2 separate regions of the Mus musculus genome follow, and region 2 is linked to region 1. Evidence: chromatin loops called from intact Hi-C (ENCODE). Cell type or tissue: gastrocnemius. All regions are shown on one strand. Each heading gives the region's core, and the rest is flanking DNA. Links, peaks and the distances in the headings are about the cores only.

Evidence for each region. Peaks named below come from ENCODE experiments on the same cell type or tissue, not always from the same donor. Only the 100,000 strongest peaks of a DNase experiment are listed, where the experiment ranks them.
Region 2: it touches region 1 in a loop (2.1-fold over the local background); 10 of 42 quality-filtered maps call a loop at or near these places.

Annotation. Positions count from the first base shown.
Region 1 is chr9:65,430,964-65,434,044 of GRCm38, forward strand. No RefSeq gene overlaps it. Among named protein-coding and RNA genes, the nearest start is that of Mtfmt, 3.3 kb to the right of the region's middle. In gastrocnemius, for the core only: a CTCF peak has its summit at 1,491 (motif pointing left); a DNase peak (open chromatin) is centred at 1,493.
Region 2 is chr9:65,238,479-65,241,559 of GRCm38, forward strand. Parp16 (poly (ADP-ribose) polymerase family, member 16) reads left to right here. Exons shown (of 7, transcript NM_177460.4): 7 at 1-741. All of the region lies in intron 2 of Gm36538 (a long non-coding RNA gene), which reads right to left. Among named protein-coding and RNA genes, the nearest start is that of Cilp, 25 kb to the right of the region's middle. In gastrocnemius, for the core only: a CTCF peak has its summit at 1,407; no DNase peak of the experiment used is centred there; H3K27ac peaks cover 269 bases.

The sequences.
Region 1 (3,081 bases), core at 423-2,922:
GGCAAGATCTCTCACTGGCCTGAAACATGGCCGCACAGGCCAGGCTGGCGGACCATCAAGCGTCTGGGGATTCTCAGGACTCTGCTGCACATTTGTAGCTCTGGGATCAAGGCACGCCCAGGAGCTCTGGGGTCTGGACTCAGATCCTCACATTTGTGGGGCAAGTACTTAACCACTGAGCCATCCTGCCTGCCCTTGCTCTAAAAAGGTTTACACAGGACTGGAGAGATGGTTCAGTGGTTAAGGGCACTGGTTGCTCCTCTAGAGATCTGGGGTTCAATTCCCACCACCTTCATGACAGCTTACAACTGTCGGTAATTCCAGTTCCAGGGGATCTATTCTACCAGACATGCATATCTGCGTGCAAGCAAAATACTCATACATATAAAATAAAATAAAGAGATATTTAAATAAGTAAATGAAATAAAATAAAAATGTTTAAACAGAAAATGTCCTCAGGGACAGCCTAATATATATGTATTTCTTCTCTTCCTTTCTTCCTTCCTTTCTCTCTTTCTCTCTTTTCAAAAAAAAAATGTATTTTAAGACAAGGTCTCACTATGTAGCCCAGCCTGCCTGGAGCTCTAGACTCTCCAGCTTCAGCCTCTCTCCCAAGGGTGCCAGGATTACAGATGTGCACCACTGTCTGGGGCACGTTTATCTGTCTTTCATTTCTTGAATGAATTGTCTTAGTAATCAGCACAATTAACTGATTCTTCAGGGGTTGTTGTTGTTGTAGTTTGATTTGGGTTGGGTTGGTAACTTAGAATTCACAATGTAGCCCAGGCTGGCTTTGAATCTATAGAGAGCTGTTCACCTGGGCCTCCCGTGTGCTGGGATTAAAGGCCTGTGTACCCCACACTCAACTCTGACTCCTTGGTGTTTTATCCGAACACACTTTTCCTTTCTTGCTTCACCTTGTTTCCCTCAAGAAATTGTTTTTGTTTGGTTTTCAAGTCAAGGTTTGGCTAAGTGTCCCAGCCTGTCATTAACTCCTGGCAATCCTCTTGCCTCAGCCTTCTGAATGCTGATTTGCAGCTGTGAGCCACCATGTCTGGCTTTCCCAAGTGATTTTCACTTATTATAAATTTATCTAAGTGTTTGGCATTCTCTAAATCAGTCAAAATATGAGCTTCTCAAACCTGCAGCCTCCTTAATTCTTTGTGGCAGTGAGCAGAGGTGCTTTATACTAAAAGAACAGTTCTCTTCTGTGTTCACTGAATAGAGTATATACTGAATAGAGTGTATACTGAACTGTTCTTCAAAGAAGGAATTGGGGAACATATTGTCTCCTTTCAAATTTTTATTTTATAAAAATTCTTGTTTTTATAAAATGTGACGCTACTTAGTGTTTGTGAACTACTTACAAGGAAAGTAAGCCAATCAGAGTAAAATCTGCTGAAGTTACACAGGCAATAGACACAGCAGAGAGCCAGTCTGCCATCCTCAACAAGGGAAAAGGTTGGTGACATCGCCCTCTTGTGGAATTTTCCTGCAACAACAACCGAGAGTCCATAGTGGTGCTTGAAGGGCATCCCAAATGGCTCAGTGGGCACTGTGGGTTAAGTCTGTGACCCTGATACTGGGCTGGTGCCTATGCATAGCATGTATTTCCCCTGGTCCTGAGGCATTGCTTCCCCTGATGGAGGCAAAAGCTTTTGCTCTTACTTCCTGCCCCCCGGGGGGGCTCCAGCTGCTCCTCTTTTTGACCCAACACCAAATGGTTGACTAAATATGAGCACATGCAAGCACAGGTATACACATTTATCCTATGGCTGGTTTCCTTGTCCCACAGAAAATAGACATATGGCAACATTGTAAGATGGTGGGAACATGGAAGAATGGTTCAAGGGGGATTAGGCTACTTCCACATACCAGTTTTCTATGGAGCTGAAGAACTTTCCAGAAGAAATATCTGAAAACTAAAACACTGATCAGAAACTCATTGTCTGGCTTCCAATACCTTAGATATGCTTTGTGGATGTCCTAATGGTGTGTGCCCTTTTTTTTTTTTCAGGGAAAGGCAAATGTTTATTTGTCCTAGATAGAGCACCAATCACAGACCAAAGAAATCATTCCGTCTAAGCCTAAAGATCCAGCGTGTTTAATTAGGTCAGTCACAGGAGCACGGACACCTTACAGGCAGTTGTACACTGAGGAAGAGCCTCCTCAGCAGCCACTGTTCACCACTTTGTATCCTCAGACAGGAGTGGGCTTCCCCTGATCCCACACGGGAATGTGGCTGGGCCTGATCTTATGAAGGTCTCTAGTGGGTGATCACAGCCACTCTGATCTCATAGACAGCAGTGCTGTCAGCAGTGCCTGGAGGATACAGATGTACAAACATTTATTACACAGATCTCCTTGGCCTTGCAGCTCATCTCTGTGCTGAAAGCGAATCCAGTGAGGAATTTATCTGCACTTGGAAGGGTCAGGTTCTTATGTGTCTAACTCACTATGAAGAACTTAAAAAATTTTTTTTTCGTTTTTGAACCAGACAGTAGTGAAGCACATGTTTAATCCCAGCACTCAGGAGGCAAAGGTGAGTAGATCTCTGAGTTTGAGGCCAGCGTGGTGTACAGAGTGAGTTGCAGGACAACAGGGCTGTGCAGAGAAGCCCCTTTCAAAAGACAAAACAAAATTTCATTTTGTATTTAGGGAAAACTCCATCTTTACACTCATATCATATTCAGCTTCTCCTCCTCCTCCATCTCTCCCTCCTCCTCTCCCTCCTCCTCTCCCTCCTCCTCTCCCTCCTCCTCCTTCTCCTCCTCCTCCTTCTCCTCTTTTTCCTCCTCCTCCTCTCCCTCCTCCTTCTCCTCCTCTCCTCCTCCTCCCCCCTCCTCCTCTCCCTCCTCCTCCTCCTCCTCCTCCTCCTCCTCCTCCTCCTCCTCCTCCTTCTCCTCCTCCTTCTCCTCCTCCTCTAAGAAGTTTACTGTGGGAGGATCACAAGGTCTTGGCCAGCATCGAAGACACAGCAAGACCAGACCCTGCCTCACACAAACAAGCAAACAGGGACAGAAAGGTGCCAGTCAGTAGCAATAGGCTGCTCTATGAAGAAAAGATTAATGCTAGCCTCTT
Region 2 (3,081 bases), core at 374-2,873, 190 kb before region 1:
GATCGTTTGGGAATTCCATCGGCTTTAGTCTGCCGGTGCAAAACATTTTAACAGTTTTCTCAGATCAACAACCGTCTCTGCCACAGCTGTACCCCCTCCCTCCTTAACCACACAAGAGGAGGAGCCACAGGCGGGATAACAAAATGCAGATTTAACAACTAGCAACTCTGTCATCTTTTTCTAAAAATGACCAACTGCTGATTACAGCTCAAACGGAACCAAATGTTTGCGTTTCTGTTTTTGTTGTCATTTATTTGACAAGTTAGCCTCTATGAGCCAAATAGAGGGGGAGATGTGTGAACCTGGAGCACCGAGTGGCTACATCCACAGCCTCTTTCTGGTGTTGTTATGGAGAAGGGTCCAAGCCATAGGCTCACCAGGGTCCTCATTCCCACAAAGCTGCCTTGATACCCAACACTCTAGGCTCTCAGGGGCCCGGCAGCCTTCACAGCAGAGGCCTGCCTCAGTGGGCCACGGGTCTCCATGGGCTGAGCCTCCATCCGAGAAGCCTGAGGTTGAGTGGTAAGCAGAGGCCCAGCCATCCTTGCTGTGGTGTTTATCCCTCCTTCCTGCCAGGTTTCAGCGGCAGAAGACCCCTGTCTGCTGGGAATGGAGTTTCCATAGAGGAGGAGAAAATAATTTTTTTCCTATAATTTGTAAAGCTTGTGAAAAAGCCACTATCGTGATTTTTTAAATCAAGTAGTGGGACATTTAAAAAACAATAAAGATATTTTCCTAAATACCAAGTTGTCTGTGACTGTCTGCAGCCTCAGCCCAAGTAAGCTGTGTGTGTTTGTGAGTGGGGTCGGGGTCTGAGACAAGACAGAGGCCTGTACCACGTTCCCAGATATCCTCCAACCAAGCCTCTCCTACAGTTTTCCAGCATCATTGGCTGGGGACCAAGAACTGATTGTATGAGCCTACGGGAACATTTCATAACTAAAACTACAGCACAACTTCAGTGCTCTGTCCCACAAATCACAGAGGCTGCACTCAACTGAAACCTAAAAGAAGAGTCGGTATAGGCCAAGCAAGGGAGAAAAGTGTCTCAGACAGTGGGAATAGGCAGAGAGCTTGAAACCTCAGGGAAGCAGAAAGGAGGAAGGAGATGAACTGAGCCAGCTAGAGAGCGGACAGGGCAAAGCTAAAGGACGGTTGGGGTGCTTTGGTTGTTTTGAAGCAAGGTGTCATGTAATCCAGGTTGGCCTTGAACTTCCTACATAGTTAAGGATTACCTTGAACTTCTGATCTTCCTGAGTCTCTACTTCCTGAGTGCTGGGAAAACCAGGTACGGGACACCCAATCTGGTTTTATTTTTTTGGTTTTTAAAAATTTTTTTTTATTTTCATGTGTATGGGTTTGTCTGCATATTATGTCTGAATCATGTGTATGCAGTACTCATGAAGATAGGAAGAGGGCACCAGATCCTCTGAGATGGGAGTTACAGAGTCGAGTTTTTAAAGCCACCCTGAGGATGCTGGGAACCAAACCTCAGGCTCCTCTACAAGAGCAGCCAGTACTCTTCATCCCTGCGCCATCTCTTCGGCCCCAGTTTTAAATTTTTCCATGTGTTTTGACCCCAAGGCCTTCTTCGTGCCAGGCAAGCATCTACCATGGAACTATATCTGAAGCTCCCCACTTCTGGTTTTAAAAGGAATTTAAACATTTCCCAACTACGGCTCTCAAGCACTGCAGATTTTGTACAGTGAATGTGCCAGCCCTGGCGGAGGGTCGTAGGAGGTGGCCTGTGACCTCTTGGTACCTGGAAACGATCAGGAAGGAAGGGAGACAAGCCCCAGGAGACTGCTCCACTCAGCCCCTGCCCTAAGCTTAAGGCAGATGCCAGCCATTAGAACAGTGGCTCAGGAGAAGGCAAGCTGGCAGCCCTGGGGTGGGGTTGTGGAGGAGAAAGCAGCTTCCTCTCTGTCTTACGTACCCAACATGGAGGAAAATGGCTGGGGTAGTTGATGGCAGAAGTGGTCAGATGGCTCAGGTACCACCCACCACCTCACACTGGGACCCTGCTGCCCTGGCCTTGTGAGACACACAGCCCCTCCCAACTCTGCAAACTACACATCATTGTCTCGAGTGCAGCTTTCTGAGAGGTGTCAGGTGGGCCTCTCACAGGTAAGAAGCTGCCTTTGAAGGGCTCAGAATCCTGTGAACTAAGAGTGTGTTCCTAAGTAGATGAGAGAGGAGCATATGCGAGTCACAGTTGATTCTTATTAATTCATTCCACTAAATAGCAATCACCTCCCAAAACCAGGCCAGGGGTGGGGACTTGATTTCAAGAGGCCAATTCAGGTGTTTTTCTTTATGACATGCCCCCATCCCATCTGCGCTCATCCACTGCTAAACCCAGGAGGTTTGTGTTGGCATGGAATCTGCCGAACTTGCCCTTCCTGTTGCCATGGTGAATGCTAGGCCCTGGGGTTAGACTCAGTTCTTCATGGGAGCAAACAGGACTACACCCTCCCTAAGCCCCTTTAATACCCCCCCAACCCTCTCCGACATCCCCCCACCCCCCACCCCCTCCGCCCCATGCTCAATCCCCTGGGTTTTCCATCTCTTGGTCTTTGTTTGTTTTTGCCTTTGTCCACTCCTACCATGGGGTTTTGTTTGTTTCCCAACTGTCTGGTGCTGCGCACCATGGAGACGGTGTCCTGGGCTGCCTCTACCCCAGATCTGGTTAGGAACCCCTCCGCTTTGCGTGTATCTCCAACCTGATGTTCACAACATCCAAAACAAACCCCGACATTCCAAAGCAAGATAGAAACCGCCGTCCCCACCCACTCTGCTGGCGTTCTGGTCCACCTGGAAAGGGTTTTTGAAAATTTCCAGTGTTCCGCAGCAGTGTCCATGTGCTGAACGGAAAGCGGTGTCTGTTGAGCATTTTAGACCCAACGAGCTGTCTTTGGGTGGGTGAAGTTGATGTGGTACACTTGAGAGACAGAGGCAGGCAGATCTCTGTGAGTTCAAGGCCAGCCTAGTCTACACAGAGAAACCCTGTTTCAAACAACAATAACGACAACAACAAAAGAGTACCATGTACAGCGATTCCAGAGGACCAGAGTGTGGCTC